2 separate regions of the Homo sapiens genome follow, and region 1 is linked to region 2. Evidence: read pairs that join two places in POLR2A ChIA-PET (ENCODE). Cell type or tissue: PC-9. All regions are shown on one strand. Each heading gives the region's core, and the rest is flanking DNA. Links, peaks and the distances in the headings are about the cores only. Region 1 overlaps DPYD (dihydropyrimidine dehydrogenase). Region 2 has its middle 130 kb from the start of DPYD-AS1.

What was found. ChIA-PET counts read pairs that join two places held together with the same protein. Peaks named below come from ENCODE experiments on the same cell type or tissue, not always from the same donor. Only the 100,000 strongest peaks of a DNase experiment are listed, where the experiment ranks them.
Region 1: POLR2A ChIA-PET joins it to region 2 with 6 read pairs; 1 of 35 experiments calls an interaction of 5 or more read pairs at or near these places.

The regions. Positions count from the first base shown.
Region 1 is chr1:97,575,913-97,591,270 of GRCh38, forward strand. The region is part of intron 10 of DPYD (dihydropyrimidine dehydrogenase); the gene reads right to left. It also overlaps the pseudogene RPL26P9. Among named protein-coding and RNA genes, the nearest start is that of DPYD-AS2, 210 kb to the right of the region's middle. In PC-9, for the core only: no CTCF peak of the experiment used is centred there; no DNase peak of the experiment used is centred there; H3K27ac peaks cover 637 bases.
Region 2 is chr1:96,955,529-96,970,886 of GRCh38, forward strand. No RefSeq gene overlaps it. Among named protein-coding and RNA genes, the nearest start is that of DPYD-AS1, 130 kb to the right of the region's middle. In PC-9, for the core only: no CTCF peak of the experiment used is centred there; a DNase peak (open chromatin) is centred at 7,553.

The DNA.
Region 1 (15,358 bases), core at 5,256-9,255, 620 kb after region 2:
TTTTTTTTCTCTGAATCATTCTTCAGCTATTCAATATCACTTAGAAATAAGATTGTGATTTCAAGAGAAAGGTGGCCCAATAACAAAGGTTAGTAAAAGGCAGCACAAAGACAAACCTTAGACTCCTCTTTAGTTTTCTACAAAATAAAAATGTATGATTTCTGGAAGGCAAATTATTCCTTGAATAATTCAAATTACAAAATAAATATGATTCCAATATGTAAAATATGTTTTCTGTATCGCTTTTGTCATATTTGTGCCACATATCACCTTATAACTCATCAATATAAACCAGTTTATTGTGTTTCAAAATGTCAAGTGGTGCTACATTTTAATGATAATGCCACACTTGACTGAATAACAACTCCAAATGTTTATGGTTTGAATAAATCAATATACAATGTGTACCTGTAACAGTACTGTTTTCTGTGGAGGGCAGAAATGAAACACTGAACTATGCTGTACCTATTGGGAATATGTCTTACAGATCGATTTAGGATCTGTTTGATCCCACTCTATCTTTGCTATCTATTAATACCTCTACAGTATCTGTTATTACATATAGATAATCTCTTATATATTTTGGCAAATTTGGCATTAAATTTGGAAACAAAAAATTGGACATGACTAAATCAAAAACTTCTATGAATTTAAAATAAAGATTATTAATCACTGAATGCCTAAGCATGTTTTAGTAATGTTTAGTAATGTTCTCACCATGGTTTTGATTTTTGAGGACCTTGTATAACCATATATAGTTACAAACATAAAAAAACTGGCTTTAGCATATGCTCATCTATGTGCCCCAGGTTTGATTACATGTATTCAAATATCTGGCATTCTTACCAATTATCCGACAGTGCACTGGGGATGGCATGAGCACTGGACCCCACAGAGATTCATCTGCATTTTTGCTTTTGAAACTTTGGAGATTTTCTTCACTCACTAGTACATGTAGAACTAGACTATTAAGCAGCAGACATAAATCACACCACTTCTGCTATTTAGCTCGATAGCTAGATTTTCCATTTTACATAAGAAAGGGAAAATTGTTTAAAGAAAAAATAGTAATATCATTTGCATATATATATTTGTTTGGAAAGTATTAATATTGGGAGAGTGAGATCATGTTAAGATTTATCTTGGGAAATAGGGAAATACTAGGACAATGAAAACACAGGGTAAACTTGTATAGTGAATGCTTATCATTTTATGCTGCCTTGGCATCTATTTTAAATATAAGCTGGACTTTGTTATAGCAGAAGAAAGATTCAGTCACCCTTGACACACATAGTTTCCAATTCTATACTCTACCTCCCTGCAGCACCCCCGTTTCTCAGTGTGGTGGATCAAGATATTTCCCTTATACACCTGCTCCCTGATCACCACATCCCTATGAAACGAGTAGATGCAGCCTGCTGGACTGGTCCTGCTGACCCTCCACCCTGCATGGACTGTGCAGACACACCACAGTGACTGCCTCTCAGTCAATGCTTGACGTCCTGGAACTTGTGCCTGCTTGCTTTAAACCAACCAGTTAAAATTTCCCACGAGAAACCTGTTTGGATAACGCCCTGGACCCATAAATAAAGGCACTGGCCCGCAGGTCCCATTTTCTCTCTTTCTCTTTCTCTCTCTCCATGCACTCCTAACCTCCGTGTGTGTGGCCTCTGTGCATTATGTGTACCCCTTCAGGAACTGTAAGTAATAAAATCTTTATTTCCATCTTGAGCCTGTCCCAATCATTGAAGGAATGCTCTCATCTTAAAGATCCTAAATTAAAATTGACATTACATGTGAAGTGAAATATACTTTGAAATATTTTTGGACATTATAAGGATTTACTTTCACTATTTAACAAATCTATTATTTGTCTTGTTATAAGTATTGTCTTATTATTTTTGTTATTTTTTATTTTATTTTAATTAATTAATTAATTAATTTGAGACGGAGTTTCGCTCTGTTGCCAGTTGCCCAGGCTGGAGGGTAGTGGCAAGATCTCAGCTCACTGCAGTCTCCGCCTCCCCAGTTCAAGTGATTCTCCTGCCTCAGCCTTCCAAGTAGCTGAAATTACAGGCACCCGCCACCATGCCTGGCTAATTTTTGTATTTTTAGTAGAGACGGGGTTTCACTCTGTTGGCCAGGTTGGTCTCAAACTCCTGACCTCAAGTGTTCCGCCCACCTCAGCCTCCCAAAGTACTGGGAATACAGGCGTAAGACACCACGCCCAGCCATAAATCTTGTTTTATAAGAAGATAAATAATAATGGTAATAAGTATTTATAACACTTAAAAGTATTCTTTTAAGTGCTTTACAGGTAATTCACTTAATCTTCACACAGAAAATACATATAATGCTTTACCTGTAACTCAATCTTCAGACAGAAAATGTTATGACACCCATATATTTGTTACAAAAAAAAAGTATTTAGCTTCAAACCGACTTTGTCTCCGTGCTGTGGTGCAAAAAGCCAAAACCGCACTGGGCATCATCATGATTTTACAGATTTAGCATACAGCCTTAGGCACACTGCTGCTTGCTGGCCTCACAAAGAAAAAAAAAATCTGTGGACAAGCATTATTTTCTTCCTACAGAGGAGAAACTGAGGCTCAGAGAAGCCAAAAATACACTAAGGGATGAAAAAACTTATCTGAAATTAGGATCTGGCTGAAACGAAATCCTATGTGATCTTCATTATGTCCAAGAATAACAACTGTAGTATATTTGAAATAATGAGACTGTATGATTCTAGTTGCTGAACCTCAAACAAAGCAAAGTGGAAAAGGAAAAGCTAAAGTGAAAGGTGAAGGGCTTGGCTAGACATAGTTCCCTTTGTGGGAAGAGGAGACTCAAGCTTCCCAGTCTAAGCTCATTTACAGGTACTATAAAATCATGAAATATAGGAACCACATGATGGATTTATGAACCCAATACTGTAAACGAGTTAATAGAGACACCTTGAATCCAGATAAAGAGTAAATTTAGAACAAAAAAAAGTACTACTTCACAAAGTGGATATTAGATACACAGAACATATTATCTTAAGATACAAAATTTAAAAACTAACAGAATTTAAATAAGTTTGTTCGATAGTAAACTCGTTCTCAACACTCTTTAGAGGAAGAATACCTTATTTAACATTCTATCCTTTATGTCCAAGAGTGATATTAAAATAGTCAACAATTGATAAGTATAAGCCCATGAACATTAAGATAGACACCCAGCAAATCAGAATATATGCCAGTCAATAAGCCAACGAAGAGGCATCAAGTGAATGTCACATGGAAGGACAGGGCATCAAGACTGGTCACAGCCCTACCTGTGTCTATCAAAATGATTGGCACACAGTAGACCTTGAATACAGTTTTGTTTAGTAGAATGAAGGACAAATTATTATGAAAATCTGAAGAACATTCAAATTAAGGAAAGTACAACCAACTAGTAGTATACTGAGTGAATGGCTATTAAACATCCATCCCAATGTAAGTAACAGGACACAGCAGAAGACATGCTACCTGCCCAGATCATCCTATGTTGCGAGGTTGAAATAAAAAAGCAAATGGTGTTCCTCATCAGTTGTCAAGTTATGCTGCTATCAGAAAACATGGACCAAATTGACCTGTGGTCTAACCACATGCAGCGTTACTGTTTAAATTAACCAGCCTTCTGTGACAAGTAATTCACACATGTCAGTGTTAGTGCCTTTTAACAACTAATGTTTGTCAATAATCATTAATAATCAGTAACTCTGAATCTGGATATGAATGCTTCTCCTCATGGCACCCATATATATTTATTTGTTTGATGGAGCATGTCTTTATGAGGGACAACTGGTTTATCAAGCAAACATGCCAACCTCTCTTTTCCTAGTCTCCACCAATAAAGTAGTAAGCAGCTATAAGGGTCCATTTTTTACATTTGACAAATCAGGTTGTCACTTTCTTTTTACACAGTAGTGGGAAAGTTAAAAAAAATTCTCAGCTTTGATTTTCACCTCCATATTCAGGAAAGATATGTGGCTGATGCTGAGTGAAATAAAAATAGCATGCTATAAACTTGCAATAATGATCATCATTTTAATGATTAACTTTATGTAATGCGATGATTTGGTCTGATTAATATTACAGGCATCATACTCTAGAAATTATGAAACAACTTAATTTTCTATAATTAAAAGCATGATGTCAACTCACTTTTAGATTGCACATAGGCAAAGCAAGAATAGGTTATAAAGTATAATGAGCAGAGCTCAAAACCAGCATATATTAAATTCTGGAATAACTTCTAATAAGCCAAAGTTTGAGAAGCAATATGAAGAAACAACATTCTTTATAAAGGTTACCCTCTAATACTAATTGACCATTTATCCATTCTATATGAACACAAAAACCTAAAAATATTATTTAGAAGCAAAATTGTTTAGAAGTCCACTTTGGCCAGTGATAAACCTAGAAAATATTATCTCATTTCATCACTGTTAAATTATTGGATGTACCAGAAACATTCAGAGCCATGTGGTAAGAGCACGCTCTATGCATAAATCTAACCAAACATTTGTTAAATATTATGTACAAAAATAGTGCTGTGAGCTACAGTTAAAATAAACTCTGCCTTAAAAATCTCATAGAAGCAGAAAATCAGCATTTGTAGGTAATAATGTATGACAAACATTATTTGCTTGACCCAACTTTAGTCAGGTTTCTGAACCTTTTCCTAAGCCCACTTGTGTGCTTTTTTGTAAAATCCAGATTTAGCAATAACCCTGCTAAGTCAGTTTAGCAAAATCCCTCACCCTTGATATCTAATCATCTTCAATATCTCATCAGGTACCTCATCCTCCACTATGACCCAGGTGATGTCTTACCCTCGCCTGTCTTCTGCAAGAATCCTGTTAGATTGATTTAGCCAACAGGATTAAGCCTTACCTTGATGTTTCCTTTCAGTAATATTTTATCTACTAACCCGCAACCTACTCCTTGGCTATTACTTCCTACCTCCGCATTCTGTATTTGGAGTTTAACTCGCATTTGGGGGATAAAAAGTGTCATCAGATATTGATAATGGAGGGTTCTTGCTAAAACTGCACTTTATGGGGAAGTACACAGGTGGGCCTTGGAGAAGGTTTAGGAGCCTGATTAAAATTTGGCCTTTGGGAGGCCAAGGCAGGCAGATCACGAGGTCTGGAGATCCAGACCATCCTGGCTAGCACGGTGAAACCCTGTCTCTATTAAAAATGCAACAACAACAACAACAACAACAACAAAAATTAGCTGGGGTGGTGGCGGGCGCCTGTAGTCCCAGCTACTCAGGATGCTGAGGCAGGAGAATGGCATGAACCCGGGAAGTGGAGGTTGCAGTGAGCTGAGATCGCACCACTGCACTCCAGCCTGGGCGACAGAGCGAGACTCAGTCTCAAAAAAAAAAAAAAAAAAAAAAAAAAAAATTGGCCAAGTTAGGAATCTTTGTCATGTGTAAAGGCAGTGTACTTGAATGGCACATAAATGGGCATTTCACCTAGCAGTAGTGCAGATCAAGGAAGGGCAGCATTGCTGGGCATGGTAGCTCAGGCCTATAATCTCAGTGCTTTGGAAGGTTGAGGTGGGAGAACTGTTTAAGGCTATGAGTTGAAGACTAGCCTGGGTAAAATAGAGAAACCTCATCTCTACTAAATTTTTTTTAAAAAATTTGCCAGGTATGGTGGCATCTGCCTGTAGTCCCAGCTACTTGGAAGGCTGAGGTGGGAGGATCTGTAGAGCCCAGATGTTTCAGATTGCAATGAGCTGTGATCACGCCACTGCATTCTGGCCTTGGTGACACAGCAAGATCCTGTCTCAAAAAAAAAAAAAAAAAAAAAAGAAAGGACAGCATGGAAAAGGTGCTATATAAGCTAATCTTGAAAGAAAAGTAGGAATTAATCACTGGAAAGGAATTAGTTACTAGGAAGTTCTTGTATGGAATCCATTCTCTCTCTTTGAAGAAGTGGGTGTGGAAGGGTAAAGGAGTTTATCTCAAGAAGAAAAGAAGGAAAGCAGCTTGGTTAAAGCTCTATGTAATATGTAAACATCCTACTGGGAAACAAACTATTGTCATTTATAAGTGGAAGAGTCCTTACCAATGGAATGCTTTTGGCATGGCGTATCTGTTAGTTTAGGATTGCTATAGTAAACAAACCTGGAAACGTGAATTTAGGGGGCATAGATCACTATAAAGAGTAATGCAAGTTACATAACTATCTGAGTATAAATTAGATGTCTCATAAGTGAAACAAGTTTTTTGACCTAAGTGATGGAGCTACTTACATGACTTAGAGACCACATGTTAATCTGGTTTAGAGCAAATCCTAATGCAGCAAGATAGAACCTGAGGAAATCTGTGGGCAGTGGTCCTGCACTTCTTGTTTACCTGAGTTTGTTTTTAATTGTATCCTTGAAGTTAATAATAAAGTTTGATACAGAGTGATATTTAATTCATATGAATTTGATTTCACAATCCAATCTTCTAGTTATCTTGGTTACCAAGGACATGAAGGAGGGTAAAGGAAGAGGCATCAAACTCGGCCCATTCACACTTGATCTCATATTCTTTAATTTACTAAACAGTTTTTTAATATTTAGTAATTTTTGACTTATTTTATTTTGAGTGGTGAAATGCAGAACAATTTTTATATGTTAATTAATCTCTGGCCTGTACAAGCAAATTCTGCAATTATTCTTTTAATTAGGCAAAAAAAGTTTGCTGAGACCACAAATTGACATTCCTTCTTTTAGTACCTGGTATGGTATTACAGGCTTCATTCACATATAGAATGTTTTCATTTTAAGTTTTTTAAAGTTGAAGAATCTTGAACATAAAGAAACATTTAACCAAATGAGAGTTGTACTACACATTGGATAAATATAGTCGTCCCTTAACTGAGTCCTTACTAATTTTATTGTGTCACTATTGTGCTGCAAAACCCAGATATGCAATGTAAGGAATAATTTAGAGGCTTAAAATGGCTTGACACAACTATCATTAAATACATCTCTTTTAACAAGTAAAGGGTTGATTTTTTGTTGTTGTTGTTTGTTTTTTGAGATGGAGTCTGACTCTGTCGCCCAGGCTGGAGTGCAGGGGTGTGATCTCCACTCATTGCGAGCTCTGCCTCCCGGGTTCACGCCATTCTCCTGTCTCAGCCTCCCGAGTAGCTGGGACTACAGGCGCCCGCCACCACACCCCGCTAATTTTTTTGTATTTTTAGTAGAGACGGGGTTTCACTGTGTTAGCCAGGATGGTCTCGAGCTCCTGACCTCGTGATCCACCCGCCCCGGCTTCCCAAAGTGCTGGGATTACAGGCGTGAACCACTGCGCCTGACCAAAAAGAGTATTTTTAAACACTATTCATTTACTATTGATGACATTTTCTTTTTTTATTATTATTATACTTTAAGATTTAGGGTACATGTGCACAATGTGCAGGTTAGTTACATATGATGACGTTTTCTTAAACCTAACACCTATTTTCTTCATCTTAGGTTTTGATGGATTCAAGCCTCCCTGGCAGCTGTTGGAGTATCTCACAAAACTACGTTCTGTGTAACTTGGTGCCTTTGTAGTTCCTCCTTTAATCTTAAAATGCCTCCATGTACAAATTCTTTACAAATTAGGATCATCTGTTTTCTGCCACCTGCTAATACTCTCGGATTCTAGTAATTTTTATTATTTTTTGCTTTTTTATATATTGCTTGCTCGTATTTCCTTTTTTTTTTTTTTTTTAGTTCTCAGGTATCTTTTAAGAGACTGAAAACTAGGGATAATTTACTTTTTTCAGTCTACTTTTAATGTTAGATTGACATAAAAATGTGACGCAATATTTTTTTTAACAGTTTAAAATAAAATGTGTACTTATTCCAGTCTATCATTGTTGGACATTTGGGTTGGTTCCAAGTCTTTGCTATTGTGAATAGTGCCGCAATAAACATACATGTGCATGTGTCTTCATAGCACCATGATTTATAATCCTTTGGGTATATACCCAGTAATAGGATGGCTGGGTCAAATGGTATTTCTAGTTCTAGATCCCTGAGGAATAGCCACACTGACTTTCCACAATGGTTGAACTAGTTTACAGTCCCACGAACAGTGTAAAAGTGTTCCTATTTCTCCACATCCTCTCCAGCACCTGTGGTTTCCTGACTTTTAATGATCGCCATTCTAACTGGTGTGAGATGGTATCTCATTGTGGTTTTGATTTGCATTTCTCTGATGGCCAGTGATGATGAGCATTTTTTCATGTGTTTTTTGGCCGCATAAATGTCTTCTTTTGAGAAGTGTCTGTTCATATCCTTTGCCCACTTTTTGACGGGGTTGTTTTTTTCTTGTAAATTTGTTTGAGTTCATTGTAGATTCTGGATATTAGCCCTTTGTCAGATGAGTAGGTTGCAAAAATTTTCTCCCATTCTGTAGGTTGCCTGTTCACTCTGATGGTGGTTTCTTTTGCTTTGCAGAAGCTCTTTAGTTTAATTAGATCCTATTTGTCAATTTTGGCTTTTGTTGCCATTGTTTTTAGTGTTTTAGACATGAAGTCCTTGCCCATGCCTATGTCCTGAATGGTATTGCCTAGGTCTTCTTCCAGGGTTTTTATGGTTTTAGGTCTAACATGTAAGTCTTTAATCCATCTTGAATTAATTTTTGTGGCACATATACACCATGGAATACTATGCAGCCATAAAAAATGATGAGTTCATGTCCTTTGCAGGGACATGGATGAAGCTGGAAACCATCATTCTCAGCAAACTACCGCAACGACAAAAAGCCAAACACTGCATGTTCTCATTCATAGGTGGGAATTGAACAATGAGAACACATGGACACAGGAAGGGGAACATCACACACCGGGGACTGTTGTGGGGTGGGGGGAGGGGGGAGGGATAGCATTAGGTCATATACCTAATGCTAAATGACAAGTTAATGGGTGCAGCACACCAACATGGCACATGTATACATATGTAACAAACCTGCACGTTGTGCACATGTACCCTAAAACTTAAAGTATAATAATAATAATAATAATAATAAAGAAATAAAATAAAATGTGTACTTATTTAAAAGCTATCAGAAATAATTTTGAGTTGTATGTACATACGTAAAATTATATATTTTGAAAATTTCATATTAACTTAAAGTCTTCCTATGAAGTTTTCAATGCTTTTAATATATTGGCTAATTCAACATGCCTCACTGGTCTGCCACCTTGAATCAAGGGCTGCACTATATGTTGAGTCAGATACCAAGTTGAATTCATCAATCCAATAAAGAAGCTTGTATTTCAGTTTATGGAATAAGTATAAAGTAATAAGTACCCTATGTGATAAATTCTATTAACAGCAGGAAGCATAAAAAGCCCACAGAAAAGAGAAATTAAATTGGTAGGGAACTAAGGAAGCCTTCAAGAGAAAATGACATTTGGAGCAGACCTTGAAGGATGAGTTCACGTGTAGTAGTTAGGGGCTCCCCTGGTACTAAGATATTAAGTACACCTCTAAGACTTTATGATGACAGGGGGATGACACATTCCAAGGATCTGTATATGTTTATCTTTTTGAAAGTTGTGAAAATTCAGTATAGTATGAAAAGGTAGAATGGAATTTTAGAATTTAGAATTTTAGAAAAAAATTTTAAAATTTTTTAAAAAATCACTTTTAAAACAATGACAATTCTTTGTTTTTATGTTAATTCATGTGTATTTTTCATTTATGTCTTTCGAATAGCATATACATTGACTAATGTGTGTTTAATAGATTATACAAATTACTTTTTAATATTTTCATTTTATAGGACAAGAAAAGATATTGAAAAGCGGAGGTGAATATTTTTAAATGAAGAGGGGCTTCTAATGTTCACCTAAAAATGAATGAAGTAGAGCATACAGATCTCTTCCCACTTTCAATTATTGCCAGGCAGTGGCCAAAGGGAAGTTCAACTCCTTTGTGACTTCTGACAGCAAGAAAGAACCATAAAAGGTATTTCAATGCACCTTCCCATGTTCACAGAACAATTATGTCTTCCCTCTTTCCAAAGAGCTGAGATAGAAGTACAATGTTTGATCCATGCCCATCTGAAAGGATGATGAAGTTCAGGTTGTGTGAGGACACTAAAAAGTTCAGCAAGTTGGCAAAGTGGTCCAAGGTTACAGGAAGAATTATGTCATTTACATTGAACGGGTGCAGCAGAAAAAGACTGGGCTAATAGGACAACTATTCGTTTGGGCATTGCCCCAGCAAGGTGGTTATTAGGTTGGAAGTGAAAAAAACCCACAAAAGATCCTTGAATGGAAAGCCAAATCTCACCAAGTGGGAAAGGAACAGGACAAACATAAGATAGAAACGATAGAGATGGTGCAGGAATAAAGTAGTCTTATATACAATTTTCATTACAAACTACTAAAATGAAAAAAAAATTAATAGAGTAATAACAACTTGTTGTTATTAAATAAGGCCTGACAGTGACACACCAGGTAAAAAACGTTCACTTTTAATGAATCTGTGGGCTTATCTGTGAAAATACATACATACATATATATATATATATATATATATATATATATATATATATATATATATATATATGCTGTGAAAAAAATATATATAGAAGATTAGTAAAGATTTCTTAAAAGCATATAATTTTCAGCTCCTCAGATATTCCTGGTCAACATAATGCAACAACCTCCTTCAGAATTTTGAAAATAGTTATGCTTTTAAAATATGTAATCTTAAATGGGCACAAGCTTTTGTTGGCTCCTGGCCTATTTGCAGTCTTCTTTTTTTTCCACTCACCATCTGAATTATCACATGTACTGTAGAATTCTGACAATTTCACCTGTCAGTTTCTTTATACTCATGTCTTGAATATGGTAGATTTTACCTCACCAATTGGCTGGGGATACATTAATTGCAATTTGTTTTAAGTGTAATATTTATACACATTTCTAAAATTTTCAGTATAGAGCTGTCACTCTGTGAAGAAATAGAGCCTTCCTGTCCAGATTCCACATCATTCATATATATTTCTCTGAATGTTAAAAATATAAAATGAGGAATGGAAAAAACTTTAAGAAGCATATAATTACAACACTAATTTTATAGATGGGCATACTCAGACTAGAATGTAAATCAAGAACCAAGTGCTCCAACTGTAATTCCTTTTTGACTATTCCATTCTACCTTTTCATACTACACTGAAGTTTCACAACTTTCCAAAAGATAAATATATACAGATCCTTGGAATGTGTCATCCCCCTGTCATCATAAAGTCTTAAAGGTGTACTTTAATATCTTAGTACCAGGGGAGCCCCTAACTACTGTTAATTAGCTTTTTGTGCCTAGAGAAGATTTTGTGTGAGTGTTCGTTTTCAGCTACCTTCAGAGAGCAAATCATGTCAACATGTCTCTGATTACCTTCCATGAAGAACACCAACTCAAATGACGTGCAGGTGCCAAACGTTGAAGAACTGCTGTAAGCATCACTTTTAGTAAATAAAATTAAATTTGTCAGCTTATGGGGGCTATTTTCTAAAAATAGTCCCAGGTTCATATTTGTTGTAATTAAATTAAAACTAGAAAACATCAGTTATCTGTAGAAAATACATGTTTAGGCCACGCACGGTGGCTCACACCGGTAATCCCCGCACTTTGGGAGGCCGAGGAGGGCGGATCACAAGGTCAGGAGATGGGGACCCTCCTGGCTAACATGGTGAAACCCCGTTTCGAACTTAAAAATACAAAAAATTAGACGGGCATGGTGGTGGGCGCCTGTAGTCCCAGCTACTCAGGAGGCTGCAGGAGAATGGCGTGAACCCGGGAGGCAGAGCCTGCAGTGAGTCGAGATCGCGCCACTGCACTCCAGCCTAGGTGACAGAGCAAGACTCCATCTCCAAAAAAAAAAAAAAGAAAAAAAAAAAAGCATGTTTAGCCATAAGAAATTGATGACAAAACTATCCATAGACATAGCTTTAACATGGTCCTTTGACATTAAAAATATCTGAGAAGAGGCCTATAGGTCATGCCACAAAAATGATCTATTATGGGGTATGCTGTGTGGTGGTGGAAAAAAATCAGGTAAAAGGCACATTCTTTTAAATGTTGTGCTATTTCAAAGTTGTAGTACCAGATGAAGAAAAATTTGATGAACAGACTGAGCAATCCGGTATTGTTATTTTTCTAATTAAAATAATAAAGTAGCATTAATTATCAAAACAGTTAACCCTCTCAATAGCTAAAACATGTAAAAACTGACATACCAAAGTTAAATCAGTTACCATTTTGACAAACAAACAAAGGGAAGCTAAGGCGTACCAGGGGTAGCATGCAGGCCCCATAAAAATGCAGCAGAATTAAAGATCAATCGTGTTTTGCTCCTATTGGAAAATTGAATATGTAAATAACAGATCTTTGAAATATACTTTGTGTGTGGGATTGTGCTATTAAAAGTAAATTTGAAACCATCCTCTTCTCGGTAATAATTAATAAGAAATATAAAGTCCTTCTCTAACCTTATCCTTTAAATTTATCAACTCTAGCAGGTCTGTTGAGTTCTGACCTTCATGCCTCCTTTTAGGGATTCCCAACTGCCTAAAGCATCCTTGCAGTTCTATCTGATCTGTCAACAGCTTTTAATACCAGCATTTTGGGGGATTCTGTTATCCTGTGAAATTTAATCTCACCTATTTAAGCTTGCAGAAAGTACTGGAGGGAATTATTAACAGATTTTCCCTCATCTTCTTAGAGGATAGTGTCGAGTGATTGGCTGGTTTCCCTAAGGACCCATGGCTGAGAAGCGCTAGTTTGTCAGTAGCATCCTATTTAGCATGTGTGTGAGGCCACAAGGGAGCTGGAAAGACACTTGGAATCAGAATTACATCAATATGCTGATGATGCCTGCATATCTTCATTTCATCAAACCTATATCCTTTAGTATTAATGCTTTCTTAGCCAAGATGGAAAGTACCTCCACACAGCACACTGTTTGTGACTCTAATTAGACAGCTGGAAAGCATGTTGATGATACATCAGAGCAGTGGACCAGCAACCTCAGCATCACAAGGAAACTTGTTAAAAATGCAAATTCTCAGACCCACCCCAGACTTACTGAATCAGCAACTCTAGGGACAGGGCCCAGCAATCTGTGTTTAACAAGCCCTCTAGGTGACTTAATGCACCCTAAAGTTTGAAAACCTCTACATTAGAGAAATGGGATGTGTTTGTCACTACAGAGTCTATTGGATGATGTCTCCTACTTTTGTGGATTAAAACATTCCTGAGTCTAACCATATAGTTCTTGGTTACTAACCACATAATATACATGGTCTCAAACAATTCCATGTGTATGGTTAAGCTTTGTGCCCCCACTCAATTCTCATTTTGAATTGTAATCCCCATAATCCCCACCTGTCAAGGGAGAATCATGGGGGTGGTTCCCCCATGCTGTTCTCATGATGGTGAGTGAGTTCTCACAGATCTGATGATTGTATAAGTGGCTCTTATCTTTTTGCTCAGCACTTCTCCTTCCTGCCACCTTGTGAAGAAGGTGCCTTGCTTTCCTCCATGATCGTTAAGTTTCCTGAGGCCTCCCCAGTCATGCTGAACTGTGAGTCAATTAAACCTCTTGCCTTTATAAATTACCCAGTCTCGGGCAGTTCTTCACAGCAGTATGAAAATGGACTAATAAACCATGTTAAATGTAACTGGCTTCTGTCATAATTCATATTTGTCACTAAAGGATAAGTAAACTTCATATTGTTCTGTATTTCCCTCACTCAGAGAATGAGAATTAGACTGCACCATCAGACATATACATGTTGACATGCCTAATGGTGAGGCATTTTACTGACAAACCATGCTATTTCCAAATTACACCCAAGAGTCCATGACCATTAAATAACACACATATTTGACGACATCTCTAAATGTCCCTGTCCCTCAATCTTCACTGACTCTAAAGAAACCAAATGTGGCTGAAGTTTTTACTAGGGGAGACAGTGTAGGAGAAAGAAGACAATTACTCAAGAAATTAGGGCCAATATTAAATTCTTCATATTGGCTAAAAATTATGTGCTAGACCTAACCTTTCAAAACCTGTATCTTAAAGTAGATAATGATATTGGACCTGTACTCTCCTGACTTTCCAGTTTCATGAGTGTTAGCACTGCAATATTTTGGCTCCTCTTTTGATGTATACAAAACCAAGCAATGGCCATAAAGGATTAACACTGAAACTTCTATGAATGCCAAAAGTTCCCAGTCCTTACATGGTATTACCCCTGGTAAGAGAATCAATCCTGAAAACTTTGCATAATCTAATCATATATTACTTATTATTCCATCTCTCCAAGAAATTTTGCCTATAATTATGAGATGAACCTTCAAAGGCCTACTGTTATAATATTTATCTAACTTGGAAGGTATTAGCCCGTGTAATGCTAGAAAGCCTTCGGTGCTGATTCCCTCCAGTAAATATTCATTCCACAATTATTGGTTGAATCTTTTATAGGTAGCACCCAAGGTGCTAAACAGGCGGAAGGTAAAAGTGACCCAGAGAGATGATCATGGCCCTTTCTCTCATGAAGCTCAAGGTCAATTAGTTTTAATATCATATAAAAATTTGGTTAATTGTAAGCTAATAATAAAATAATTCAAACAATCTAACATTTGTTCTTCTAGTTTTAATTAAGACCAGACCCATTTGAGTTCTACTAAGCTCTACTGCAGGCAGGTTACCTATTATCTCAAGGATCTGTTGCTTCTCAACACTTTGGTAATCAAGTTTCAGGCAGCTGAGCTCTGGCCTTCCAAGGTGCTATGCCTCTACTCTGATCCTGTGCTTCTTGTAATCTACTCACATTAACCAATAGCTCACTCTTTTACTTAGCCCCTGACTAGCCTCTCTGCTTCTGATGCCACTCCACTATAGTCAATTCTCAGCAGAGTAGCCATTTTAAAATTTAAATCAGAGCTTGGCACTTCTCTGTTCAAAGCAGCCCAGTGATTTTTCTCTTTCAATGAGAGTAAAAGCTAAAGGTCTTATGAATGCCTACAATACATAATCCGGTCAGCCACATTCTGTCCTCTCTTACTCTATTCTGATGATACTGGCGTTTTTTCTATTCCACAAATCCAGAAGACTTCCACAATAAAGGGTGAAGGCATTTAGCTTGCCATGGAATGTTTATCTCCTGGATGCCTACTTTCCCTCAACTTCCTCATCTCTTTGTTCAAAAATCATCTCATCGGAGAGGTCTTCCAGGGCCACCCTGTTTAAAATGGCAAACCCTGCCTTCTCTTCCACCATTATCCTCATCTCTCACACACTCATTATACTCCTA
Region 2 (15,358 bases), core at 5,718-9,717:
TTTTGCTAGTTTCATATTGGCGTTTGGTTTATTGAAGTGTCAGAAGGTTTATAAGCTCTTCAACTCAAGTTTTGATTGTTTTATCCAACTACTGTCACTTCTTATCAGTATTAAAGGCAAAAATCAAAGAAAAGGCCCAAGGGAGGAGCACTTCCAAATGTTGCTTTTTGCTGTCACAGTTGTAGCACTGATACTCTCTTGACAGGCCCTTTTTCTTGACACCACAGAGTAATTAGGGGGATTTTTATAATAGGCTTCACCAATTAGTTAATACATTTTCTGATTAAACACTCCTTTATCTCAGCCTTAGAGAAACTGCCTAAATGAGTAAGAGCTGGAGATTGGACCTATAGTCAGGGCGAGAAGGGAGACAGCATTCGGAGTGCAAGTGTCACCAGGGCTTTGATCTACCCAAGACCTTGAGTCAGGAATACTTGTCAGTGCAGGCAATTGGGACATTAGGGCCCAGCACAATATTCAGACCTCACAGAGTAATTTTGCAATCAATAGACTCAGGTTATGTGTGGTTTTCTAGCACCTTGAGGAAATTTAGTGTCTTTCAAAAGGTTTATTCTACTAATAAGCTCTTTTGGTTGAGGGACTTTGCAAGGTAGAGAAAATGTCATCAAATTGAATGAATGTGGAGAGACTTACAAAACAGTGTAAAGGTTCTGGGAACACCCAAGATATAAGATTTACAAGACTTGCAGAACTTCCCCATGTTGCCATAGCATTCTCACAGAAGCAATTTGAGTTTCAAAGTTATTTGTACTATCTAATATGCTTCAATAAAAACAGCAACGCTCCCCCAAATCTTATGCCATTTGGTTGGTTGGATCAAGTTTTTATAGTTGATAAAAGTAAAATGCACACTTGTGGTCCCAGCTACTCAGGAGGCTGAGGCGAGAGGATGGCTTGGGCATGGGCATTTGTGGGTGCAGTGAGCCATGATTGTGCTACTGCACTTCAGCCTGGGTGTTGAGATCCAGGCTGTCAAGATGCTGGGATCCAGATCCAGCCTCAAAAAAAAAAGAGTAAAGAGTAAAATGCTGAAGTTCCAATTCTTTCGGCCACTTAAGGCTGGGGGTTTGTCTGGTGGATCTGAGGATGTGGTGGATGTTGGGTCTTCTCTTTTCCTGGGTTTACAAGTGGAATTTGGGTTGAAGTTTTTATAAAACCTCTTTTCCATTGAAGATAATCTAATGTTTGAGCATGCAGCTTTAAGGAGTTCCCTCTGTTTACTAAGATTTAGGTAGGTAACATATCCTATGGGCATAAACTATGCAGAGAAATGAGCAGGAGTTTAAAGCTTCCAAATTGTAGCCCAATCTCTCCAATGGAAGGTGTCCTTGGATCTCCATGCCCAGTGGTCTGCTTCCTACGGTTGTTGTTGTTTTTAAATCAATTGCTCCATAGGCTTTAGAATTGTTCGTTAAAGAGGTTGAGAAAGAAACAAATTTGGTTCAAGTTTTTGTGCTGAAAATTTGCACTCTCTAAATCTGAAGTGCCCAGAGCTAGGGCTCTGCAGCTCTTATCTCATGCTTTGATAGCTCCATTGCATACAATCTACGGCAAAGTGGAAAATATTTAATGAACAGCCTTGTTGTATATGAAATTGATTTCTTTAGCAAATATTTGTTTGAGAGTTCCATGTGTGAAACTGACAAGCAATGTCACAGTCCATTTTATTTTTTTTATTATACAGGTATATTCAATTTTCAAATAAAATATATTTGAATTTCTCATTTAAAAGTTTGAAGTTCTTATGATGCATTTCAGAGCTATCTTTTTCTATAATGAAATGCTTAGAATTAAAATGCATTCTCTTAAAGGCACATCCTTTTTTTTATTAGACATTTGAATGCACCACGCCATTTTATCAGCAGTAGTAAGTAGAGGATAGAATAGGGAAGTGACAGAAAATCCATCTGACAGAGAAAATAGGCTCTCTTCATATGTGTATGTGATTGCATGTGTGTGAGTAACATTACAGCAATCGTAATATGGGGATAGACATCTTTTGGCATCATAATGTTGAATCATAAAATAAGATACAATTTTTAAAATGTGGTCTGTTTTGATCACTTGATTATTTCATACTAGCAGCAAATAGAAAATAGACTAAGACAAGAGAATCTACTACAGTCAATTCTAAATTAAGTCCTAGGCTATATCTCTTTTACAAGTGAAAGGAAATTGGAAAGGCAAGTCATCTTTTTGGGAAAGAAAAATAGACAATATATTTAGAAATAAACACACTCATATTTTGTTTTAAACATATATTTTATAAAACAAAGAAGCAGCTGCGGTTTCCATAAGAGAATCATAGAGCGTACATTAAATGGAAAATTTAAAGCTGTAAAGTTGAAGTGGGAGTTCATACCAATTATCATTGCCTCTAATAATTTAGATAGTATTTCCTAGTATGCAAGAAAATCTCTAAAGTATATGATCATGTTCATATTTATATTTAACTTTGGAAAAACAGAAGAAAACAAACAAAAAATTGTCTTCTTTTTTTGAGACCTTCCAGGACATTTTTATTAGACATGCAAATTTCTTCTAATTATCAGGTGATCCAGGAAGTATTTGCCATTTCTAAAATAGAAAATGTTAGATTCCAAATATAATGCACCCCGAAGAGGGAAAAACCTGGCACACTTAATAATGTATACTTCATTTACAGTTCTGAGAATATGCATTTTTCTGACTATGACATTTCCCCCAGTCATGGTTCTGATGTATTTGGATCTCCAAGTACGTTGTAACTAGAACAACAACTGAAGGATATACTCAACAGAATTCATGGAGAGGAAATAGACATATTTCAGCATGAGAGAATATTTATGCATTATTTAACAGCAATAATGTTTGAATTCATACATTATGCAAATGCAGTTATAATCAGGAAAATGAAAGAACTTGGACTGCTGCAACATCCTTAAACCCACCATTAGGTACCTATTTGTGCATAACATTTGATACTGCACAACGCCTTATGATGCTACACCATGTCACTTGAGGAGAAAACTTATCAGAGATTAGCCAGATATCAAATGAAAAGGTGATGAACCTCTGATTACTACCTGATATTGACTTCTATAAATTTATCCTCAAACATGTGTTAAAGTGTGAATGATAATTAAAATGATATTGGAATAAAGTGCACTTTACTCAAATGTTGCCTATTTAGTCAGATATGAATGACTTCATCTTCTTTACCAAGAGAGGCCTACCTATGTGGAGGCACTGTTCTAAGAATTTTATAAGAATTACCTCTTTTATTCTCATAAAAATTACCTCCTAACAATGCTATGAGGTAGACATTATTATTTTTCCTACTTTACAGATGAGGAAACTGATCCACAGAGAGGAAGAATAGTTTGTCCAAGGTCACTAAAGTATTAAGAGGCAGAACTTTGGCTTTGAATCCAGGCGATCCAAATCTAAGCCACTATGACACATTGTTTACATTACTATGATAGTTATTTGTGTTCTGCTTTTTCTTTCCGACTGTAAACTAACAGCATTAAAAAAGATAATAGTTGAGCATTTCTTATATCCCAGGCACTGTGGCAGTCACAGTGGATGCAAAGATGAGTAGGCATAGCTCCTATTCTCCAGGGGCTCACAGTCCAGCAGGGAAGATAATCATGAACTTATGCTGCATCACAGGATGTGCAGAGAGGGCATTAGAGAAGCAAAAGGAAAGGTATCCCATCCATCTGGAAGAAAGGCCATAGGAAAGTGAGGAAAGCTAAAGGAAGAGTTACTATGATTAGAGCTTCATCCTATACCTTGTCCATTCCTTACGCTCTGGCTCCTGGATGGAGTACTGCGCATAATATGAACAAGTAAATCAATTTAGTATTTAATTTTGTTAAATTAAGTCACTCTTTCTTGACACCAGAGAACCCAGTGACTTCCATACTGTTTGTCCTCAGGTGCCATGGAGTCTAGGCAGAGTCTGGAGAAGATACAATCCCTGACTTTAGCAGTGATTCCTCATGACTTAGAGAACCTTATAAAATTCATGACTCTTGCCCTAGAAAAAAATATACCTAAGTGAAATTCTGTGAAGTATTATGGTTTTGTGAACTCTCTAAAATCCACTTAGGACCCCACATTAAGGACTCTGTGTCTGAAAGAAAGCAAGGTAGCTGAATAATGAGCCTACTAGAATACAATGACAACGAATGGGTGTACAGCAGCAGTTCTCAAACTTTTTAATCTCAGGACTTCTGTATACTTTTTAAAATTATTGAGAACTCTCCTGATTTTTTGTTTATGTGGATTATGTCAATCTATACTTATCATATTAGAAATTAGAACTGAGAAATCTAAACATATTTATTAATTCAAAAATTACAATAACGAACCCCATTACATGCTAACGTAAATGTTGTTATAAAACATAACCAGGCCAGGCACGGTGGCTCAAACCTGTAATCCCAGCACTTTGGGAGGCCAAGGCAGGCGGATCACCTGAGGTCAGGAGTTCGAGAGCAGCCTGGCCAACATGGTGAAACCCCACCTCTACTAAAAATACAAAAATTAGCCAGGCATGATGGCGGGCGCCTGTAATCCCAGCTGTTCAGGAGGCTGAGCAGGAGAATCTCTTGAACCCGGGAGGTGGAGGTTGCAGCGAGCTGAGATTGTGCCACTGCACTCCAGCCTGGGCGACAGAGTGAGACTTTGTCTCAAAAAAACACAAAACAAAACAAACAAAAAACACCACATTTTCAAAGACAAGAAAAATTAATGACTAATGTTATTATATTGCGTTGTTTGTTTGTAAATATCTTTTATGTCTGGCTCCATAGAAGAAAACTGGATTGTCAGGCCTGCTTCTGAGCTTTTAATCTGTTTGGATATGTTACTCCTGTTGAAGCATATGAAGAAAATCTGTTCTCCGCTATGTAGTGGAAAAAGGGGAGTACTTTAACAGTCTGTTAAGATCATCATCTGTGAATATTCCTCTTTGATACTTCACCAAAACTTAGCAAGTGGTTGTTTATTAAAAGTTACTTACAATGCCAAAGCTGAAATCACATTAAACAAACTTCTCATATTTTGTTAATTAAAATCCCTTGGTCTGCTTTTAATTTTGAGTAGCTGTTTTGCCCTTGCATGACTTTTGCAACATTTTTCAATGGTCATTTGAAAATATAAATTCAGGGAGTTACGCAGATCTTCCAAATATTAACATATTTTGTTATGTAATATAAAAAATGCACTTATTGATATCATCATCAATCTTATTAAACAATTTTCAAGTATTGGGAAGCAGCAAGCTTATCATTTAGATACAAGTTTCCAAAATTTCAATTTTCTTTCAAAACTTTTAGTTTTATCAATGGCAGCAAACATTGTCAGTTGCTTTTCTTGATGTGCTAGGCTTATTTTATTTCTTTTTGGGAAAATGTCCCCCAAATACACAAGATTGAGTAATCATAGCTTGTCGGTTATTCTTTCAAGTAAAAATAATGTTCCACAAAGTGTCTTGTTGAGCTTGCAACCCAAACAATCACACAAATGCTTTCCCTCGACACAAAGCTTGTATCTCTATATGCAGCAAAAGTGCTGCATGTCTTCTTCCTATTTTGTCATCTAAATTATTAAATACTGAGCGCTCAAGACCAGCCTGGGCAACATAGTGAGACCCCATCTCTCAAAAACAGAAAAGAAAATTTAGCCTGACGTGGTGGCACATGCCTATAGTTCTAGCTACTCAGGAGTCTAAAGCAAGAGGATCCCTTAAGTCCAAGAGTTCTAGGCTGCAGTAAGCTATGATCACATCATTGCAGTCCAGCATACGTGGCATAGTGAGATCCTGTCTCTAATAAAAAATTAATAATAATATTATTCAATATTGTACTCAAGGATTCAGTTTTAATAAAATTAATAATCTTTACTCTTTTATTAAGATATTTCTAAGTGAAACAGGATTTTGCAAAAACTGTGTGAGGCAACTGAAAAGCACAATAACTATCTAATACAGTGGATGCCATTGCCTTGATTTTGCTAAGGCACCGGAAGTCTTACCCACCACTGCTTTTGCACAATCCATGCAACAGTCAACAAAATGAAAAAGGTAAATGTCTTAGTATTATTATGAAAAAATGTTTGACCCTGCAGATCCCCTGAAACCATTATGGGTTCTTAGGAACCCTGAAGATTCTGCATTTCACACTTTGAGAACCACCGGTGTAGATGATACAAGGAGAAGAACCTGTGAGGGGAGGTTGAAAGGTTTGGGAAACAGACTTTGTAGAGAGAGAAGCTGGCTAATCAAAGCCTTAGTATGTGCCTTAAGTAGTTTCAGTGAAGGGAAAGGCTGCAGACATCTTGGATGCCCAATACACCAATTTTAACGTTGGATTTCCCTAGGATAAGGATGTGCGTTTCCTTCAGGAGTCATTTTTCTAACTGCAATTTTTGAACTTAGTATTTTGAGCACAGTGATATCTATTTCTCTGGGCAGAATTTAAAGAAAGAGTGAATAGGAAATGGTAGGAGGGAATTACAGTCATCCAGCTGAAAATAGAGATTTAAAAAGAATCTCGCAAAACAAAGCCTTCTTAAAGAGCGAGCTTATATTATGAACACAGAAGCTTCAGAGAATCCAGGTTCAGAGTGGAGTGTTGACAGAGGCAGGACTAGAGAAGCAGAAGAAGGCTGTTCTGCAGTAATTAAAACTAAACTGAAGAAGCTGAAAGATGCTTGTAATTCTGTGTTTTCATAGCAGTGGGTTCAAGCTGCCATGGAAGAGGCTCTATTCGCATTTACATTACAAATCTCATTTCTTCAGAGGTCATAGCTCAAGCTGAAAATTCACTTCTAGTGAAAACTCCATCCCGTTTTGTTGGCCAGTGTCACAAATGGAATGCTGCTTAGGTTTATTTTAGTTGTCTAAATATTGTAGGGTTGCCTGGTAATAAATCAGCTTTATGCAGTATTTTTCTACTATTTATCTGTAATCATCTTGAAACACTAGGGTTTCTTGCATTTAGGTAGAATCCTGTATTATATACAGATCACTGATAAAAAGATATTTTCATGTTGTGAAACAGGTTAACAAGAAAGAATATTACTCGCCATTCATCTTTCTGCCTCCAGCAAAGCATATCTTCCAGAGAGATAGCCGTTGATGTCTTTTTTAAATGCAGTGGTAATTTCCCCCCCAAGATTATTGCCATATGGATGGAAACTTGTGGTAGAAAGTTATCCTAAGCTTCAAATTTCATTCATACTTTGCGATTTTCCTGGCATCACCATTTCTTTAAGCATAGTTAAATTATATTGTGTAGAATCTTTCATATGGTCCAATATGCAGTTATTTCTGGGACAAAGTTAGCATTTGGTAGTATTTCCTGCCAAGGAATTTTGCAAAGGAAATTGCTATGCTGTGGTATTGCATGAAGGATGTAATTTGCTGGGGTACTGAATACCTACCACAATGAATAAAAATACGTACTCACAGCAGAAAAAAAATCCTGGACTAGAAAAACCTGCCTTGTTCTTCTTCCCTCTGTGAGTCACAGTCAGGCTGGAAAGAGGACAAGTACACAGCTCTGGAGAGAAAAGTAAACGAGATCAGGTGCTCATGTCATGATTACACTCAGGTGGAAGAAAATACTTTTCGAGTCTGGAATGTTCTAGACACCCACATGTGGCTTTGTAATTAATATGGTGATTGAACACATTTATAAAATTCTGGGCAAGGAACAGAAGATAGATTAATGGAAAAACTTTCCATTAGTGTAGTCTGCTAAGAAAACCCCAGAGATTTCTCAAAGTTCTTTTTGGAATATCTCATTTGGAGGCTTACATAAGAAGAATCATAGAAAGAAAACATCGTAGTGATAAGGGGTCTTGGAAATGGTTCATTTCTAACCCTTCATTTCCTAGGCAAAGTGTATTTTCAGCATTTTAGAATCGTATCAAATGAGAGTGAACCTCTAGGTGAAAAATGGGCCAGGGAACTTGAATTTCTTTTGAGCCCTAAGTTTTCATGTTTTAATAAAAATAGATATAAAAGTACTTTCGTTGAAATAAAAGCCCTCCATAAATTCTAGAGATTTTAGTTATCTTAGCTGTTGGTTAGATGCCATAGAGTGAGACAGTAACAATAAAACCAGATCTACACTGGCTGAAAAAAGGTTGTCTTTGTCTATGGAGCCTTCCAAGGGAGGTAAAAGCAGCTTTGGCCTGCTGACTGGTCAACGGGGAGCACTTGAAAAGAGCTTAGAATTTCCAAATCGACACAAAAGCAGTATAGGTGTCACTTCAATCTCATATAACCTTAAAAAAAAACCCTTGTTCTCTTTTTGATTCTGAATGAATATGGCCTAAAAAGAGGCCATGGGAAAGCAGGATGATATTTGCATACTCACCATGAAGACTGTACTTGTAATATATTCTTAATATTGAAGTCTTTGTTTTTAGAAAGGTGAAATACACCTCTCCCTCCCCTAATACATTCCAAGCTGAAACATGGTACCAAGAGCTTCATCCTGCACAGTTTCATTATTAACAGTGCTATCATTAATGCAAATGTTGACACATTATCTGCACAACCATTTTCTAGTAAGGAAATCCACAAATAATATTTGACATCTTGTTTACATAGCAGCTACAGTGTGTATTTTTCACTCTTCTTTATATCTTTACTGCATATTGGAGCTCCACATCATTTTGGCCTAGTTCAAAATCTTTTAATATGCAAACCTGAATCAACATCAAAGGAAAAATCAGCTTCAAAATGATTTTCCACACTAATAGTCTTTTGCATCTACACCAAATATTATCACATTGATTACTATACATTTTTAAGATTCCATGGTTTCATAACGCTTTTTCTGACCATTAATATGATGTATGGACTTTCACAATATGTTTCTTGGGCATAATTTTTAAATAAGTTTTCATTTTCTTTTTTAAAATATAAACTTAATTAAATGTACATTTTTTCATCATAATCTAGGCTTTTCTAAGATCAGGGTGTTAATGATACTTCAATTATTTTAAACCATTGTTTGCAATACAATTAAGCAGACATCGTGAATCTTTAACATTAAGATTTCCTCTATATGAAGAAATTATATAACCATTGCAAAAGTGCTATCAATTCTGCAGGATTTTAATCAGAAACAATCTTTTAAGAGCCATACTTCACCATAGGATGCAAACATCTTGTCTCCTAAGAAAAGCATTGTAGAGAGGGTTTGCTAATTGATTTTTCCTTAAGAACAATCTGTTTCTTTTCCAGTTTATTATAGGAAACACTGGCATTTGTCATTTTTCCAATATTTGGAGCTTGCTGCCTTAATAAATGCACATATCAGATGATGCTCTCTCCCTGTCTGATGGGCGGATGGTGTTGGGCAGAGGAAGGTCACAATGATGCTAAATTTGCTGCTGAGCAAAGGATCAAAGTGTAAATGGAATCCAGAAAGCTGGGAAATGTAAGTGTGCCAGTGTAAATAATCTATTAATTATTGACAGCTAAGAGACTGAAAATTCCTATTTAGTCATGACATCTTTATTTTCATACTGATGGAATCATTTCTGGCATTTTTAAAATTAAAGGTTTTTTTTTTACTGTAGATATAAAATATTTCAATTTATAGTACATCTCTGCTGGTGTTTTCTTCTTCTTTTGACATTTTTGTCTGATTTCCACATATTAAAACAATATCAGATATGACAAAAGGCAAGAAGAGCTCCAAGTATGAAAAATAGAACAATGGTGTTAGGGTTGCCTATACATTAAAAAAAAAATCTGTTCCAACACAGAGGGAAAACAAACCTCCAGGTACAAAGTAAGTGATGTTTGAGAAGCTTCAGGCATGTTAGCTATTTATAGAAAGCAAGTGACATTGAAGGTGCTGACACTTATGAGACCATTTAGCAGATGTTACAGGAGTATAAGCCGTTTTTCAAACATTTTCAAATATATCGAAGAAAAGTACAAAGCAAACATGAAATACATTAGGGTCCTTGCTGTAAGTTTTTGAAATTATTATTATAAAGTGGACAATGATATAAAACCTTAATATGTTCAGTTTTTATGTCTATAACCTTATCAAAGTTAATTTTAATATTATTTTCAGAATTAGCTATTTGTTTAACTGAAGTAACTGACACTCCGCTCATCACAGTTTAACTGGATAGAGTATAAATTTAGCCTAAAAAAAAAGGTTGGTACCATGCCAGACATTTGGGAACTTCTGAGGCACAGTGGGTTGGTGCCCCCGACACGTGGGGGAGCAGCTTTTATTAACAGCACACTTCCATTGGCGAGGTAACGTGCAGACCTTTGATAACTATAAAGGCCCTCTCTTCTGGGTTTCTTAACAAACTAAAAGGTTGAATCAGGTTCCCTGAAGTTTGTGAACCCCTTTTTGTACATTTGAGTCAAGTTTGAAGCCCAAATGGGCCAATTTATGTTTTCAGGTTAGTTTTGCTTTGAGTTGAGGAAATATGTTTCAACCTTCCATTCAACAACCAAACTCAAGGGGTGTGAACAACGGTGAACTGTTCACACAAGCCTCTGCACACCTCCACTGCTGTGTTTCCTACTGCTGGACTGCTGGTCCGAACTGGCCTCAAAGGACTTGACACCAGAAGGAGGTCTTTCATGTTTCTCTAGCTTTGATTTCACACTCTCGGCTACTGATCATTTATGATAAACTGGAGCCTTTTGAGGTGAGCAAGGCAATGTCATGGTTACTGCCTAGATTTGAAATGACACTATATTGATGCATTTTACAACTGGAACATATATTAAAAATATATATATAGATAGAATATGTATAAGATATATTCTTTTAAAAAGAAATGTTTTAGATAATATGTCCGAGATAGAGAGTGAAAGAAAAAGAATAGGAAGAGTTCCTATGGAATACATTTCAGTGTAAGGAGTTTTATATAGTTTGTTTAAAAGAAGGCAGGAAGGGTAAGTAAAAAGAAAATGCTATCAGAGTTTATGCAAATTGAAAACCATTATTCCTAATAGAATCACATAGTAAGAATGAGTCTCTGTATCTTGTCTTTAGTTTGGATTTTTTTGTCCTTGGGGAGATGCTGTGTGTTGTGTGTCTTACAACAAAAGCATCTGAATTGGAAAAATATGTATCCATCCTTACTGCTGGTAACAAGGGAGACAGCCCAGCCACAGCCCTCCTGGTGAAATGCTCATTCTGTCCAGCAGAGGGCACTAGCAACTAGTGCACACCAGTCAACACATCATGGTCTTTCCCGTATGATAAATAACCATATTTTCTTTTTTAAAAATTTAACTTAATTTAATTTAAAGTTCCAGGATTCATGTACAGGACGTGCAGGTTTGTTACACAGGTAAACGTGTGCCATGGTGGCGAATAACCATGTTTTCATTACATCATAAGCCACAGTAGTAAGAAACACCTTTTTTTTTTTTTTTTTGATACAGAGTCTTGCTTTCTGGAGTGCAATGGCGCGATCTCGGCTCACTGCAACCTCCGCCTCCCGGGTTCAAGCGATTCTCCTGCCTCAGACTCCCGAGTAGCTGGGATTACAGGCGCCCGCCACTACGCCTGGCTAATAGTTGTACTTTTAGTAGAGACGGGGTTTCACCATGTTGGTCAGGCTGGTCTCGAACTCCTGACCTCAGGTGATCCGCCCGCCTCAGCCTCCCAAATTGCTGGGATTATAGGTGTGAGCCACCGTGCCCGGCTGAGAAACACTGCTTCTTATTTTTGTTGTTATCACAACATAATCTCTTTACTCCAGTGAACATTTCAGATTCCTCTAGCTTCAATGAAAATATCAATATCCAATTCAAAGCACTCTCTCAATGTCCAGGACGGGTCTTTTAAAACAAATCCACACAGCCCTTTCCATACTTCTGAATAAAATGAACTTTCCTGACTTTCCTCACATGCACACTTCTGCTCATTTCAGCAGGATTCCAAAGCAGAGAGACAGCATCCGGAATGCCTGAGATCTTCGGGTGAACGGAAGAGGTGCTTCAGAATGTTTAAGACCCTTGGCTCTGCTACTGCCGTACGAACTTCTTACGGAGGAGACCTGATCAAAGTCAAACAAACCTTGATTTTACAGGAACACTGCAACGTTTTTAAGTAGCCATATCTTTACATATTTAAATATTATTTAAGTAACCATCATAAACATATTCAAATAATTAGATTTATTTGAAAGTCTGCTGTATGTTGATCAGTATAATTCCTTGGAGAGTGACAAATATTTCAAATATATTGCCACAATATCATTGTAAAAGTTTAACTAAAGGAATTTGGCCCTTTTTATTACCCTGAACAAGAATGTGCAAAACAAAGATGCAATGGACTGTATATATCTTAACTGTTGCTGAGTAAACTTACCAATAAAAGCCAATAGCAATATCTCCAGATCATTGACAAGAAAGAGTTCCTTGCAATATCTTTATATATTAGCCTTATTGAATGATGGTTACATAAATATAAATTGTAAGAATGTTTTTATTGAAAGGAAAACTTACAGGGCATTTAAATTATATTTATATAATTTATATACATTTATATTTATAAATTTAAATTTATACAATTTATATACAAATTTTTAACTTTGGATGTTTGTGATTTTTCTGTCTCTTTTTCTTGGGGGGGAGTGGGGACCTAAACCCTATGGAGATGTATAATGATTTAAAAAAATAAAAACATGAATGTAAACTGTGTATCACTGAAATGACGTATTTTACTACAGAACTATACCTTCTATGGCTTCCACTAAAAATATAGGATACATTGGTCTATCGGTCAGAGTTTTGAATTTTTTTTTTCAATCATTGGTTTATAAATAGCATCCATCTTGCTTTCCATCACAATCATGCCTGAGTGAGTGTAGAAAAAGTTGCATTCAGGAATATGGTAAAATGTTACAGGAAGATTTATGCCATTTTGAATGGATTGTTTCAGGTTGCCTGAATTTTTAATACCCCTTTCTTGTCACAGAGAAGAGAACTTTGTTATTTTTGGCTTTCATTAGAGTTCTCACTTCAGAGTTGGTTAGTATGGGTTTCTGCTTTCCAAGCTGACATCTCTTTTCTATTTAGCATCTGTTACATAAACAGGGTGAATAGCTACACGGTTCCAAAATTGTGAGTGAAGCAGCTAACCCCCTTCTTCCTCACTAGCCAACATAACTGACAGCACTTAGCTCTCTCCATCCCTGCTGTCTTAGCTCTGAAGGGACTCCGTAGCACTGCCTGCCTGACTCCGCGCCACTGACGGCAGGCAGTGTTGTTGGGAAGAGAGCAAAGGCAGGGAGTCTGGTGGTGTGACGATGAAGATAATAAAGGAAATTATTAATGCGTCTACAGTATTTTTTGCATATTTATCTTACTGATCCTCACACCATCCCTCTGAGAAACATGTTATTATTATTACCTCACATTTTTAGTATTCTGTGTACATATTTTTAAGTTCTATGTACATATTTGTAAAAAAAATTTAAGTAAAGCAGGAGAGAAGAAATACTCTAGATAGGAGAATTTTTTTTTCCACTCTTTTGCAGACAGTGTTAAGGCAGGGGTTGGGCAAATCAAAATGCCTTAAACACAGAGGAAAATATTTATCTTACGCAACAAGAAGCTTAACATAGGCAGTCCAGGGCACAATGATGTCCTCAGTACTAAGCACTAGCTGTCATATTTCTGCTCTGCTGTCCTCATAGGGCACTGATTCATCCTCAGCTTGGGTGTTCATAGTCATAAGTTGGCTGCTGCTCTTCGGGGGTCGCAGTCACGTTGTCACATAACACAGGTTCTAGCACAGGCTCTTGAAGATAGCAAAGACCAAAGAAGTCTTGTGTGTCAAATTGAACTGCACCACCTCTGAGTTCCAGGGTTGGTTTAATTCTCTGGCTCCACATAGAAGCAAGATGGCTCTAGTCTTTCCTGCCACTCAGATGCAAGCACATCATAAAACAAATGAACAAACAAATCAAAAATTCCATGAGGCTCAGAGACTTTAAATAATTTGTTCCTGGATTTTGAGGCATGTATGGAATATGGTGCCCCTTGTTCTGTCTCCAAGTACGGTGCTCTGCCGTGAAAGGTGTTTGGGTTAAGAGAAGGCAGCTCTCTCAGGTATCTGCCGATTTGCACAGGCTTCTTTGTACACAATAGGCACTCAGCATCCACTGATTTGATTTTAGGCTTAAAAATGAAATTAAAATGGAGCTACCTTGGGCTGTTTGGCTTTGTTCTCTCTCTGGCATTTTCCTGTGTTAAGTTTAATTGCATTTGAACCAGACTCCACTGTTCTGGTTCAGGACAATGTCCAGAACCCAGACAGCTTTTTCTGATCTGTTTAACTCTCTGCTAACATCCACACAGATGGAGAAAATCAGAATCAGTGGACTCATTCTATTGTTTCAGGATCCTGGACCCCCTCTGTAATCAGCCAATTCATCTACCCTTTTTGAGCACCTCCACAGTACTACTCCATTCTAGCTGCTTCAAAGTATACAAGATGTAGTGCTTTTTGTCCATGTACTTACAGTGTATTTGGAGAAACATGTCAAGTACATGTGAACAATTTGCTAACTAACAATTTTAAGGTGCATTATATGCATCAGATAAATAAGCTCTATGGGAAGTCCAGTGCACAAATAGACATAAGATGTGGGCTGGCCCTTGGCAGATGAACCGGTCACAAGAAGCTCTACTCAAATTTTATGAACATGGGGTTTCTCAGATACCTGCCTGCTGCACCACCTGGTGAGAATGGAATTGAGGCAAACCTAGGGCCTGGAAAATTAGGGCAATTGCTTAGGGCTATGAACTCTATGCAGTGGGAGAGCGATTCAGAGAGTCAGTCTTGAGGGGCAAAGGAGGATTTCTATTTAGGTAGATTTAACTAAGACATAAAGTTTGAGGGATATTTTCAAACAAAGAATCAACCAGTATATGTACTCATTATGCCCAACACAGAGCCCCCCTCAGGCAACACAGCCCTCTTTGTGACTTAATTAATAAACCTGATTTTACTTGCCTATAAATCTTACCAGGAGTAGGGGGTCATTGGACTTGACAGCAAGAATTTTCTGTTTTGTTACTGTTTCTGCACAGCCTCTGAAGCTTGGATTAGAAAGAGAGGTGCCGATTTGGAAGTCAACAACACAGAGGTGGCTATTAACACCAGAAGAGTAGATGAGCCATGAAGGCAAGAAATTCCATACAGAGGGGAAGGCTAGAGATAGAACCTAGAGGATCGCCAACCACAGTTCCTCTTAACCACAGACATGACTGTGGTCTTTGATGCTTCATTTGTAGAGTAAGGACAATGATAGTATCTACCCCATAGAGCTATTT